2 separate regions of the Homo sapiens genome follow, and region 2 is linked to region 1. The links are chromatin loops, found by intact Hi-C in ENCODE. Cell type or tissue: PC-3. All regions are shown on one strand. Links, peaks and the distances in the headings refer to the core of each region. The heading gives the core; the rest is flanking DNA.

Evidence for each region. A loop is a pair of places that touch in the nucleus more often than their neighbours do. Peaks named below come from ENCODE experiments on the same cell type or tissue, not always from the same donor. Only the 100,000 strongest peaks of a DNase experiment are listed, where the experiment ranks them.
Region 2: it touches region 1 in a loop (11-fold over the local background); 1 of 110 quality-filtered maps calls a loop at or near these places.

Annotation. Positions count from the first base shown.
Region 1 is chr6:21,198,070-21,205,444 of GRCh38, reverse strand. CDKAL1 (CDKAL1 threonylcarbamoyladenosine tRNA methylthiotransferase) reads right to left here. Exons shown (of 16, transcript NM_017774.3): 14 at 7,341-7,375; 15 at 4,171-4,335. Among named protein-coding and RNA genes, the nearest start is that of LINC00581, 310 kb to the left of the region's middle. In PC-3, for the core only: no CTCF peak of the experiment used is centred there; no DNase peak of the experiment used is centred there.
Region 2 is chr6:21,263,087-21,270,461 of GRCh38, reverse strand. No RefSeq gene overlaps it. Among named protein-coding and RNA genes, the nearest start is that of LINC00581, 250 kb to the left of the region's middle. RefSeq lists enhancers at 6,155-6,274, 6,285-6,344, 6,365-6,414, 6,591-7,091. In PC-3, for the core only: no CTCF peak of the experiment used is centred there; DNase peaks (open chromatin) are centred at 4,621 and 4,951; H3K27ac peaks cover 2,521 bases.

The sequences.
Region 1 (7,375 bases), core at 1,580-6,579:
GGAGAGACTGGAACCCTTGTGCACTATTGGTGGAAATGTAAAATGGTACCGCTGCCATGGAAAACAGTATGGCAGCTCCTCAAAAGATTAAAAATAGAGGACCATACAATCCAGCAATCTTATTTCTGCACAAATATCCAAAAGAATTGAGAGCAGGGACTCGAAGAGATATCTGTGCACCCATGTTCATAGCAAATATTATTCATAACAGCCAAATGGTAGAAGCAACCTAAATGTCCACCAATGGATGAATGAATTAATGAAATGTGGCATCCACATCCAATGGAATAGTATTTAGCCTTGAAAAGGAGGAAAATTCTGACACGTGCTACAACATGGATGAACCCTGAGGACATTATGCTAAGTGAAATAAGCAAGTCACAAAAAGACAAACACTGGTGAGCATATGATTCCACTGATATGAGGTACCAAAAGTAATCAAATTCATAGAGGCGGAAAGTAGATTAGAAGTTACCAGGGGCTGAGGGAAGGGGGAAATGAGGAGTTATTGTTTAATGAGTACAGGGTTTCAGTTTTGCAAGATGGAAAGTTCTGGAGATGGGTTGTACAACAATGAGAATGTACTTAACACCACTAACTATACACTTACAAATGAGTAAGACAGGAAATTTTATGTTACGTATATTTTACCACAATTAAAACACACAAAAACGAAAACAAAGGCTTGAAAGTGGGGATATAAATCCTGGCTTCCCTCTTCTACCTTCAAATTTTGTGACTCCAGATAAGCTATTTATTGAATTATGGATGCTCAGATTCCTTATTTGTGAAATGGGGATAATAATAGTGCCTTCCTCTCAGGGTTATGAGGGCGATATGAGTGAACACATGTAGCATATTTAGCATGGTATTTGGCTACGATAAGCACGCCATAAATGTTGACTTAGGGTCCTAGCAGTAGGTATGGAGTATTTAGCCAATAACAATTATGGGTAATGATTTTAAAATTTGACAATATATTGGGATTATGTTTGTAAAAGGAATCTTTATCTTTTAGAGGTATTTACTAGTATATTTCTAGATGAAATAAAATGTAAATGGGATTTTCTTCAAAATAATCAGGGTTGGGGGAATAGGGGTAGATAAGAACACAGATGGCATAAGATTGGCTGTCATCTGATGACTGCTAAGGGTGGGTAATAGGTATGTGGGATTATTATACTATTCTCTCTACTTTCGTGTATGCTTGAAAATGTTCATAAAATTTCCATAAATAGATTTCCATAATGGAATTAAACAAAAAAATCCTTGATCCCAATCTTTGATGATGGCTTTCAGATAATTTTTCAAACTATTACATGGTCATGGATTTGGTATTGCTGACCCCACGTCCTGTCTATCTACAGTTTTTCTTCAGGAAAAATTAGGCTGCATGTGAGCACAAGATAAAAATATTGATGTTCTTAGCATCTTAAAACTGTGTTTTTCTCAAGTTTCCTATTCTTCTGCCCCTTTCACTAAAAATGTGCATATAACCTTCACCCATTCCCACCATCATTTTGATAACACCCTTCTAATCTGTTGTACCTCTCATCAATTTCATCAAAAGAGGTCAAGTGATTAGCCGGGTGTGGTGGCGCACGCCTGTAATCCCAGCTACTCGGGAGGCTGAGGCAGGAGAATCGCTTGAACCTGGAAGGTGGAGGTTGCAGTGAGATCATGCTATTGCACTCCAGCCTGGGCGACAAGCAAAACTTCATTTCAGGAAAAAAAAAAAAAAAAAAAAAAAAAAGAGGTCAAGTGAGACAAAATAAGTCCAAAGCACAGTATTTTGCTTTAGATGCCAGGGAGACCAAGGTGGGAGGACCGTTTGAGGCCTGGAGTTCAAGACGAACTTGGGCAACAAAGCGAGATCCTGTCTCTAGAAAAAATAAACAGTATCAGCTGGGGCCGAGCACAGTGGCTCATGTCTGTAATTCCAGCACTTTGGGAAGCTGAAGTGGGCGGATCACCTGAGGTCAGGGGTTCGAGACCAGCCTGGCCGACATGGTGAAACCCTGTCTCTACTAAAAATAAAAAATTAGCCGGGCGTAGTGGCACATGCCTGTAATTCCAGCTACTCAGGAGGCTGAGGCATGAGAATTGCTTGAACTTGGGGGGTGGAGGCTGCAGTGAGCTGACACTGCATGCCACTGCACTCCAGGCTGGGCAACAGAGTGAGACTCTGACTCAAAAAAAAAAAAAAAAAAAAAAAAAAAAAAAAAAAAATTAGCCAGGATGGTGGTGCATGCCTATAGTCCCAGCTACTCAGGAAGCTGATGTGGGACGATTGCTTGCGCCCAGGAGGCAGAGTTTGCAATGAGCTGTGATCACACCATTGCACTCCAGCCTGGGTGACAGAGGGAGACCCTCTCTCAAAACAAACAAACAAACAAGAACCAACAAAAGCCTTACTGTTTCTCTTAATGTAAATACCCAAATCAATATTCCTACCCCACTGGCCTCATGCTACAACACTATTTCTAGAGGCTCTAACAGACCAGCAACCAACTGGCTTCCTCATCTTATCCGGGACTTTTGGGCCATTCTGGTTCAGAGCTGGGCTGGTGGTAGAACTGATAACACCATTTTCTAGGCTAGAGGAAAGGATGGGAGAGTAGAAAGGGTGCCCCAGAGAATTTAAACGGAACTGCCCTTTTAGACAGTAACACTATAGTTAAGGAACGAATAGAGGGACACTACATTTCCTTGTTTATGTATTATCAATGGTGATGTTTACAATACTCCCTTTCCAAGAGGCAAACATGAAGGAATTAAACCAGGCAGAGTCTTTGAAATAATAATTTCCCCACTACTGCTACTTGCTGAGAAACCCTTTTCACTGTGGCAATCTAAAATTAACCTTGTAAAACACACTATGTGGAAAAACAAAACAAAACAAAAAATAAGCTGACTTCTTAAAAAATTTTTCAAAGTATTGGCTAACATATCAAAAGCCAAATCTCTAGCAATATAATTTAAATGCCAGGTTACACTGCTCCTTCCTGGCCACCCATACTATCCCCCAAGTACAATTTTTTTTTTTTTAATAAACAGCAAAAATGAATGGTTATGTTTATCAAGTTTTAGAGTTATCTCCTGATCATGCAGGCTGATGCATTTGGTAGGATTTTAACAAAAGCTGGTCTATACCATTCCAGTACGGGTTAGACGGCCATGCACGCAGATCCTTCATGGGCACTTGTGAAGCACATGTGAATTATCACTGCTGTCGGACACAAGAATCCAGTGCCACAGTCAGTGAGAACACAGACAATAGTATTGTCTTTGTTGCTATTGCCAGAGTGAAGCGGTACTATTGCCAGAGTGAAGCGGTATTCCCTTTATTTTAACGAACATGTCCTTGCAATTTATTTTGAGGAACAAGATTATGCACAGATTAAAACAATTTCGGAATTACATGGCCAGATAAATATCAGTTATTTTTTTCCATATGTTAAATCACTGTTATATGCTTTTTTTTTTTAAGCGCTTAACAATTGTGTTGGAGAAAGGACATCAAATGATGCTTAGAAATGTGATACACATTTTCATTTCACACTCCATCAGCTTTTACAACTGTAGCTCAATGAAATGTGAGAGAGCTTGGCAAACGGCCATATTTACCAAGGTATAAAATAGGGGTCAGGTTACTTTTTTATAGAAAGAAAAAAATGTTTAATTTTCACTCCACATGACTAAAGTAGATATCCAGCTAACACCCTTCTGAAAGGCACCATAACTGCATATATGATATGGTTTAGTGCCTGTTCAGCTGTAGGTTTTTACTACAGTATAAACAGCTTTGTAAAGCAAGAAAACACCCCTTTCTTCATCCCCTTCCACTCAGGATCTACTGACATAGAAACATACTGGATCAGATCATCTTTTGGTGTCAACATTTTCACCTGCAAATAATGGCTTTTACCCCCTGCTTCTAAACTGGAAGCAGAAAGAGCTTATTCTCTTTACAGCCAGAGAAGCAAAGCTATCGGCATCAGCAAAAACACATCTTTCTAATTCAGATTTCAATCTGTCAGAAAGGATTAAAGCCTCATGCATACATAAAAAGGGAACTATAAATGATAACAGAAACATGGCCTGGAATCACTGTGCTTCCACAGCTGCTGTTTTACTAGCAGGGTAGAGAGGAGAGCATCTTTTACTTACCTTTGTCAAACCCGAGACTTCTCCCTTTGCTAGCGGTTTGCTGATGGAGGGCGTGTACACTTTGGCATCAGATACTGGCTGCCCTTTCATAAAATGTTTGCCTGATTCATAGATGTCCACTTCAACCATCTTCCCCATGAACGCAGGGTTCTTTGGCACTAAAACCTTAAACACATTTGTTTCAGAGGCTTAATTTTTAAAAATAAACATTTTACTTTAGAACAGTTTCAGATTTATAGAATTATTGCAAAGATAGTATGGAGAGCTCCTGTATACCTAACTCCCAGTTTTCTTATTATTTACCGTCTTACATTAGTATAGCACTTTTGCCACAATTAATGAACCCAAATTGATATATTAATATTATTAACCGAAGGCATACCTAATTATCCAGGTTTCCTCATTGTCCCTCAATGTCATTTTTCTGTTCTGGGATCCCCTACAAAGTGGACTCTATCTTCTAGCTGCTCAAGGGTCTGCAGAGCCTGCAGGAAGGAAAGGCACTCCTGGGAGGGGCTCCTGGGCCCCTGGGCAGTGCTTTTCCAGTGCAGGATGTGCCTGATGTCCTGAGGCACGTGGAAGGCAGACCTGGGAAATCCCCCAGCAATCAGCCAGCCACTTCTGGACAGGCCTTTGATATCTTGCTTTTGGCTATTCCATGCAATGAGGAAAACCGAGACAATACTGATGAAAGCCTTATACTTTTAATACTTTCCAAGTGAGCTGTCAGAGTAATGGTTTGAAAAGACACTTCAAACAGGCCTGCGTGTTTGTGTCCGTGCATGTGTGTGCTGTGTTTTGAGGGAGAAGGAGGTACATTTAAAAGAACCTTCCAATAACACTGTACACTGCTGTTTGGAGCTAAATGACTCCTGAAACTAACAGCTGCCGTTCATTTCCCTTGCTCTGTTAGAAAAGGCATGTGTTTGTCAGTCCTGGGAATCTACCTCCATCTAGAACCAGTCCTCTGAAGGGTACTTTGGCTTGTTCACAGGAAACTGTCAGGTGGTCTCTTTCCACTAGAGATTCCTGATAAAAGTACTTGTTTACTTCAAGCAAACGTTTCCCTTCCTTTGGGACCCACAGGTAGCTTGTGTGTGTGATGTCTCCCTTACACTTCTATTTTAGCACTGCAGCGACTTGCCAGTCTTTTCAAGTTAGAATCCAAAATAAATAGACCAGTTCTAATCCAGTAATACTTGGATATCTAGATACAATCTTCATCTCTGGAACTCATCTTATTTAGAAAAATAATTCCTAGAAAATCTTTGATATGCTTAGTTATAGAGACAGAAAAGTCAGATGAGAGCCAGGAGTTCCACAGCCAATCTCTCTGAAAGGCAAAATTGAATCTTGGTCTGAGTTTGATTTTTATGACCACTGAGTACACTGCTTCATCAAAGTAGAAGAAAAAGGTCACCTGGGTGGTGAATTACTTAGGGCAGGCAAAAAGAACTAAAAGAGCTTTAGTGTTAGGATATAAAAAGCCCATTTAAATCAGTTTTTATAAAATAAGAAAATCTCTAGACCAAACTAACCCTGGGAGATTTGGTACTATTCTGGGGAAAAATAACCCTCCTTGATCTGCTGCCTTGATCTGAATGAAGGGCTCAGTGTTTTCCCCTCCTCCAGTTTTAATAATTGGAAAAAGCCCGACTGCTTTAAATTGGAGGAAGCAGCTAACGAGGCATGCCACTGCCTTTAAAATGAAGGGAAAAAAGTTCCCTGCTGAGGCAAAACCCAGATGGCAAGAGAAAGGAGAGAGAAGAGGCAACCAAAATGCAATCAAGCTCCTCCCCAGGGCTGAGCAGAAGGTTGGCCTGAATAGGAAAATGGCCCTCTGGGGTATATTAATGAGATGGGGAAATGGGGAAGCGATGCAGGCCAGACATGGAGTGCTGGGAGCCCTTCCTCAACTGCAGTCTCCACCGGTACTGAACAGAGCACGTTTAGTCTGGGCTTTGAAAAGCTCCCCTGTTTCCTGGGGACGCACTGCCCAGTCTGAGATGATTCCCTGGGGAATGTCAATGCTGGGGGCCTCTTCAGCTCCTGCTTTCCTGCCTTCTGACACAGGCAGCCTGCTTCCTCTGCCCATCCCTCATCCGACTTGTCCACCTTGGCCTTCAGCATCTTCTCAAGCTCTAATTCCAGCCATGATCCATAGCAAACATTTTCACCTCTTATCTGATAAGAAAGAAGCAAAAAAGTAGGAAGCTCCATTTGATTTTAATACAATCCAGAATGATCAGTGAAAATCTCCGTACGCCCATGACAGTCTCCCACACAGGCTATCATGAGATGGGAGACACAGGCTACCATAAGATGGGAGAGGAGGGCGTATCCCATCTCTTCCCTGGCCTTGGCCCTTGCCAGGGTCAATGACCCTGAAAGAGGCACTCTCTTTTCCTCAGTCACTTTTGAATTGCTCTCCCACCTGGAGGAGTAGAAACCCTGATGCTGAAACAGAAGTCAGGCTCCTCGGTGGGCAAAGGCAGGCCAACTTAGATGGCCAGGGAAGGAGGGCTAGTAATTGGGGGCGCCCCTAGGGATGGCCTTCAAAGCTCTCACAGTGAAGCTGGTTTGATCCTCACACTGGTCTGCACAGTTGTTCATACAATTAGAGTTGAGTCCAAGGAATAGACTCCTTTTCCTCTGCTCCCAGCATTTTTATTAAGGTAGAAGTTAAAAAAACAGATGCTAAAACTAAACAAAACTAAAAAACCAACCAACCAACCAACCAATCAACCAACCAACTAAAAAAACTGTCCGGGTGATGTACCAGCGAGAGGAAATCCCTGCCCTTTCATGCTGCTGTCGCCCATGCAGACATCCTTCCTGTGGTCTGAGCAGGACTTTCCCCCCTGCTTTGCCAGGGTGTGGGAATTCTGGCAGTGCTAATTGCCTGGTTCCAAACGCCCAAAAGCCTAAAGCTGGTCCTGTCAAAGATTAATGTGAACTAAAATAGACTAAATACACCTATTCCTTTGTACAGAACATATTGTAGAGTAAGTCACAAAGATAAAGTCCATGTTAGCCTGGCTGGCTTGAAGCGATAAAACAGCCTTGTTGTGACAAGATTCAACACTCTCCCCTTTAAATGCCCTTTGCTTAAACTTTCAGAACTCTTTCTCACTTTGGAGAAAACTCAAGAATACTGAAGTGCCTCTTACCTGCTCATAGAATTGATTGTGTGCAACATAAAACT
Region 2 (7,375 bases), core at 1,549-6,548, 65 kb before region 1:
TGGACAGGTCCGGGGCCTGGAGGACACAGAAATGTAGAACAGAACCAATACCACTCCAAAAAGGTTTTAGCCCATTTTCCACCATGTTGGTTGAAACATTACTGTAAATAGTAGCGGTTTGACTAGCTGCCCCCAAAAGGATACGTCCCACCAGAACTTGTGAATATGATCTTATTTGGAAAAAGGATTTTTGCAGGTGTAATTAAGGCTGAGATCATCCCGGATGGTCAGTGGGCCCTAAATCCAATGACAGGTGTCCTTATAAAAGAAAGGCAGAAGGAGATTCGACAGACTCAGACACACAGGGAGGAACGTTATGTGAAGACAGAGGCAAAAACTGCAGTTCTGCAGCTCCAGGCCAAAAAAATGCCTGGAGCCATCAGACGCTGGGAGAGGGATGGAAGATTTTTTCCCCTAGAGACTTCAGAGGGCACAGCTCTGCCAACACCTTGATTTCAGACTTCTGGCCCCTAGAACTGAGAGAGAATCAATTGTTTTGTTGTTTAAGCCCCACAGTTGGGGGTGATGTGTATGGCAGCCCTAGGAAACTACTAGGGGACAGCCCAGCATCTCTTTAAAAATACTTTCACCTTCCCCTTGGGGTTTTAAAAACATTCATTTAAACCAGCTTCAATCCCCTATTTATTTATTTATTTATTTATTTATTTATTTTTGAGACAGAGTCTCGCTCTGTTGCCCAGGCTGGAGTGCAGTGGCGCAATCTCGGCTCACGGCAAGCTCCGCCTCCTGGGTTCACGCCATTCTTCTGCCTCAGCCTCCCGAGTAGCTGGGACTTCAGGCGCCCGCCACCACGCCCGGCTAATTTTTTGTATTTTTTAGTAGAGACGGGGTTTCACCGTGTTAGCCAGGATGGTCTCGATCTCCTGACCTTGTGATCCGCCCGCCTCAGCCTCCCAAAGTACTGGGATTACAGGCGTGAGCCACTGCACCCGGCCCAATCCCCAATTTAAACATGAAGCAGGAACATCTCTCTCTAAACGTACTGAACACTGGGGTATTCCCAGAAAGAAGCGATCTCGCCACTTGAGCCCAACTCAGACAAATGCCAACGTGGCAGACATGCTTGACGCTGCTTGGTGCTGGTGCTGGGAGGAGACAGCTTTTCCACCATCGCTTCCTGTCGGAAGGCAGGAGATAGGCTGGCAGGACAGTAAAGATCAGTAGGGAGTTGCTAGCATGAGGTCATTTTTGGTGTGAAAGTGTCATCATTCAAGAGGGTGGTCCTCAGCTAGCATAGGCCCATGTACACTCTGTGGTATAGAGCATGACTACCCGCCATGATGCCTCCAAAAGGATGCTGTCAGTCTCTGTGCAGGCTGGGGACACGGACCATCTTCTACATGGGTGCAAGATGCACCCTCCGGCCTCATTCATCCTTTAATTCAAGAAGAGAACAAAGTTTTCTGAGCCCTGATGGTTGGCCCTGCCTGATTGGCGCTCACCACACCACACTCTCACTCAGATGCCCTTGTGACCCAGGATGCGATTTACAAAAACAATGGCAGACAAGTGGCAGGAAGCAGAGATATGGTGAGGCTCTAGCATATCCTGAAGTTCACTGTTTGACGAGCAACCAAGGAGAGAGACTGCAGTACAAAATATAGATGCTTGCATTTGGCAAGGAAGCTGAGGTGATCACCAATTTAAAATACCCACTAGGCCTTCACTACTGAATTCACCTATCTCAGTATGCTAGGACCAAGAGAACTTTCTACATAGACCTGAATTCAGGTAGAACTTCCTTTCTTAAATTCCTGGGAAATAATATTGACAGCAATCACCTATGCTTCACAATGTACTGGTTTAAGAATAGGGAGCTAGACACTCCTGTAATCCCAGCACTTTGGGAGGCCGAGGTGGGTGTATCACCTGAGATCAGGAGTTTGAGATCAGCCTGACAAACGTGGTGAAACCCTATCTCTACTAAAAATAAAAAATTAGCTCGGCGTGGTGGCTCGTGCTTGTAGTCCCAGCTACTCGGGAAGCTAAGGCAGGAGAATCTCTTGAACTTGGGAAGCGGAGGTTGCAGTGAACTGGTATTGTACCACTGCACTCTAGCCTGGGCGACAGAGTGAGACTCCATCTAAAAAAAAAAAAAAAGAATAGGGAGCTAGAGAAATACTCTTGGAGGCATTTTCCTTGACCATAGAACAAATTATTACCATCTTAACTGCACATTTCAGTTTTGATGAGATGAATGTTTTTATTTTTTAGTTTTAACTGTGGTCAGACACACATAAAGTTTACCTTTTGTTTTTGAGAAAGGGTCTTGCTCTACTGCCCAGACTGCAGTGCAGTGGCACAATCACAGCTCACTGCAAAAATTTACCATTTTAAAGGGTACAATTTAATAGCATTAAGTAACCATTTCAAACTATAGAGTTCAGTACCATTTTAGTGGTTTAATGGTTACCAGCGAAGTAACCATGTTTAAAGTGCACAATTCAGTAGGGTTAAGCACATTCACATTGCTGTATAGCCAATCCCCAGAAGAACTTTTTCATCTTGCAAAACTGAAACTCTACATCCATTTAAACAATAGCTCCCTATTCCCCTCTCCCCTCAGCTTCTGGCAACTATAATTCCACTTCTGTCTCTATGAATTCGACTACTCTGGATATCTCATATAAGTAAAATCACACCATATTAGTCTTGTGACGGGCTTATTTCACTTCACATAATGTCTTCAAGTTTCATGCATGTTGTAGTATGTGTCCAAATTTCCTTCCTTCCTTCCTTATTATTATTTCTTCACTCCTTATTATTCATTCCCTTCCCTTTCAAGGCTCAGTAATACTCCATTTATGTATATGCCACATTTTGTTTACCTATTTATCCCTTGGACATTTGGGTTGTTTCCACCTTTTGGCTATTGTGAATAATGTTGCCATAAACATGGATATACAAACGATGATTTAAATGTTTAATTTTTCTTTAGTGGGTAAAATTCTCCTTGTACTTCTCTTTGCATATTCAGAATCAAAATATACCATCTAATTGTTAGTTATCAATAATCTTGAAGAGATTCCTGGAGGTTTAAATCATGGGGTTCTTCTCATGGGGTCCCTCTCAGCCAAAGATTCTCTCGAAGGAACCCCACTGTACATTGACAAACAATTTCTAGCAGTTATATTCTTGTTTGATCATGAAGAATACATGTAGCCTCTGCCTCTTTGCCAAAGGTTGCTCTTATTCACACATCAGAACTGGAATTGATTTCTGTCTTCTACTTACACACATTTATAACTCCTGTGGCAAATACTACAGTATTTCTAAGTAATTTAAGACATTGTTTCTTGAAACTTGACTCCTTGGGTCATCCTAGTGAATTTTGAATGGACTTCTGTAAGGGGAAAGCTATACTCCTCATCCTTGAATTCCCATGGGGGCCGGGCACGGTGGCTCACGCCTGTAATCCCAGCACTTTGGGAGGCCAAGGCGGGTAGATCACGAGGTCAGGAGATCGAGACTATCCTGGCTAACATGATGAAACCCCATCTCTACTAAAAATACAAAAAATTAGCCGGGCGTGGTGGTGGGCGCCTGTAGTCCCAGCTACTTGGGAGGCTGAGGCAGGAGAATGGCATGAACCCAGGAGGCGGAGCTTGCAGTGAGCCGAAATTGCGCCACTGCATTCCAGCCTGGGCAACAGAGCGAGACTCTGTCTCAAAAAAAAAAACACCAAAAAACAAAAAACAAAACAAAAACAAAAACAAAGAATTCCCATGGGTTCCTCTACTACCTCAACCTCGCCTGAAATAGAGATTTGAGGGCCCACATTTCCCCAAAACATGTTCTTTTAAAAAATAACTTATTTCTTTACTTTTTCAACTTTTACTAAGATTCAGCAGGTACATGTACAGGTTTGTTACCTGGGTTTATTTCATGATGCTGAGGTTTGGGGTATGAATGATCCCTTCACCCGCATAGCAAGCATAGTATCCCAACGGTTAGTTTTTCAACCCTTGCCCCTCTTCTTCTCACCCCTCTCTAGTAGTCCCCAGTGTCTACCGTTCTCATCTTTATGTCCATGTGTACCCAATGTTTAGCTCCCACTTATAAGTGAGAACATGTAGTATTTGGTTTTCTGTTCCTGTGTTAATTCACTTAAGATAATGGCCTCCAGCTGCATCCCTGTTGCTGCCAAGGACATGATTTCATTCTCTTTTATGGCTGCATAGTATTCTGTGGTGTATATGTACCACATTTTCTTTATGTAATTCACTGTTGATGGGCACCTAGGTTGATTCCATATCTTTGCACTTTGTGAATAGTGCTGTGATGAACATACAAGTGCATGTGTCTTTTTGGTGGAACCATTAATTTCCTTTGGGTGTATACCAGGTAATGGGATTGCTGGGTCAAATGGTAGTGTTTTAAGTTCTTTGAGATATCTCCAAATTGTTTCCCACAGTGGCTGAACTCATTTAGATTTCCACCAACAGTATGTAAGTGTTCCCTTTTCTCTGTAGCCTCACCAACATCTCTTATTTGTTTACTTTTTAATAATAGCCATTCTGACTTGTATGAGATGGTATCTCATTGTGGTTTTGATTTGCATTTCCCTGATGATTAATGATGAGCAATTTTTCATATGTTTCTTGGCCACTTGTATGTCTTGTAAGAAGTGTCTGTTCATGTCTCCAAACACGTTCTGCTAGTCTCATGAGCATAAGCTCAGTGCTTACACGTTGTGTTGATTTGTAAAGATGGCCCATTTCTGTTGAAGGGCTAATGCCCATTTTTAATGCCAGGCAGGTGGTCCCAGGCCAGGTAGCCCTTGAGGTCAACCACTCTACTACAGAGACCAGGGAGGACGCAGAGGCCACCATGTGAATCTAAGGACCAGTCCTCTTCTCTTTCACTACAGCCCTACCCTGGGTCTTCCTAGATGTCACATTCAAAAAGAGCAAGGGGGTTGAGGGGAACTCTCAAAGGCTGATCACTTATGTGTCATCAAAGAGGCTCCCACTCCACCAATTACTCACTGTGTGGCTTGTCATAAAACCTTGCTGTGCCTCAGCTTCCTGATCTGTCCTAAGAGGTTCATCGTTGTACCCATAAAATTGTGTTATGATTGTTCAATGAACTGACATTTTTAAATGCCTAAGAGTACCTTACACATACTTAGCTCTCTTTTAGCTCTTATATCATTATGAACAGATCACTAGTTTGGAATGGATTAGAGCCATTTTTGTATTCCTTCCTCTCTCACTCACTCTCCTTCCCCCCAGTAACCCAATGAGGTGGGAGTCTTCTAGAGAAATGCAAATCATTGAACAGGAAAATGAAAGGAGGATGTGTATTTTCCTTGTAAGTGAATGTGCAACCCGCACCATACCAGCTTTGGTTAAGAGAGGTAGGAAACAGACTGAAAACACTGAGGACTTATGAAGAACCCGAAAGAATGTACTGCATAAGATAGGCTGGTTTTTTAAGTTTTTACCAAGTGTTGACAAGATCTATGAAATGAATGCCACCCCGAGGTGGGAAGGCTGCTCGTGAAACCAGCTATGGGTTAGGAAGAATGAAGCCAGCTATGACAGCCTTTCTGACTGGGTCCTTCATCTGGAGCCTGGTCCCACATCAGTGTGACAAGCAGGCTCCTGAAGAAATAAATGACATGCTAGTCCCTGTGTCCATAGGCCACTGTCTCCACTGCCTGGTCATCGATTCTGAATCCTTTCCTGTTATCCCTTCCTACCAGATCCTCCCACTAATTCTCAATGGGTACCCTGAGCTGGGCCTGCCTTATCTTTTCTGTAAACAGCCTTTAAAGGTAATGAAAGAAAGATGTTGACTTTTATGGCTCATAAAGCTGCTTGCAGATATCCAATTTAGCACAACCTACTTCCACTAACAGTATAGTTTAACACTTCCTTCACACCGCAGGGATCTTAAATTTTCAGTGGCCAACGATGAACTGAAAATGAACCGAAAGAGGCTGCATCGTGAAGAGGCTAGCTTGTAAATTAGAGGTTTGTCCCACGTAGGAAACCTGACACCTTTTGAAAATGACAAGGATAGTCTTTTGAGTGTCACCACAGAACAACAGCAGAAATTTATGATGTTTTCGGAGGGTGTAATCAAACTGTAAGCCTGACATCAAATCCCTCTTGGTCTCTTTTTTCTCGTCTGTAAAATAAGAGGGTTGAACAGTTGATTTTCATGTCTCTTTTGGCTCTCACATATTGTGATTCTAATACTGGAGTGCCTGTGGCTAGGTGACGTGGGATTACAAAGTCTTTCACAAATTCAAAGTGGGGAGCTGGCCCCAACACTTGCGGGCTACTTTTAGACATGATGCAACTGGCCTTTACGGATGACGCTGACTCATTCCAACCCCAGACAGGCCCTGCCTCCTCTGAGGACTTTTCTGCCCACAACACCTTCAGCTACCACGATCCATGCACACCTCCCACCTCTTCATCTTCCTGGAGCAGCCTTTGTCACGCCTCCAAGCACACCTTGCGAACCACATCTGCCCATGTTTCTGGAGCAAAAAAGGAATTACCCCCGTTGCCAAGGAGGCAGCAGTGTGGAGTAAACACTGGTGGCCCCTCTTTGGACCCCCTACTCACCCCTCCAGAACACAAGAGCAGCCATTTTTCTGGCCGCAGGAGACCATGGCACTAGTGGGTGGGGCCATTTTGGTTCCGGCCTGGCCCGGAAGCTGGCTCCCAAGGCCTCCCCACAGTCTGGCGAGGACGGCAGTGCGCATGCTTCTCCTTCCACACCCCATACTTCTCCCTTGGTGCAGGGCGCAGGGTCTGTCTTTTAGAAGCAGCCTTAGGACCCCCAAGTTGTCACTTCCACAGGCGGGGGCGACTGAGACTCTGAGATGGCTCAGAACCTTTGCAGCAGCCCCAGCTCTCCAGGAGGCGAGAACCAGCCTCCATCTTTGAGACTTAGGGAGGAGCAAGTCCATTGAAACTTAGGTTTTAGGTTTGCGTTTGGGATGTGGAAGCCACATCCTCCACAGTTTCTCAGAAAAGGTGTGCTTTGGGTAATGAGGCTGTGCCTTGTTTGGCATCTTGTGTTTGTTTCACCTAAACATTGGAGTAGTTGAGGGGTGCGAGGTGGATACCCCAGACACTCTTGAGGACCTGCCAGGTACCAAGCGCTCAGCTTATCTAGACTTTCAGATTCATGTTCTTTTTCCTCATTGGAAGTGGCTCTCTAGGCCCGTTTTTCCGTGAACGAAAGAGATCCTTGCTTCTCATCTCTCAAGCTCAGGTTGCAAACTTACCTCTTTCATGAGGCCTCCAGAAATGGTTTCAAGTCAAGAGATACCACGCCTCGAATTTCATTATACTTATAAGCGCTATGTGATGTATTAATTTTAAACACATTT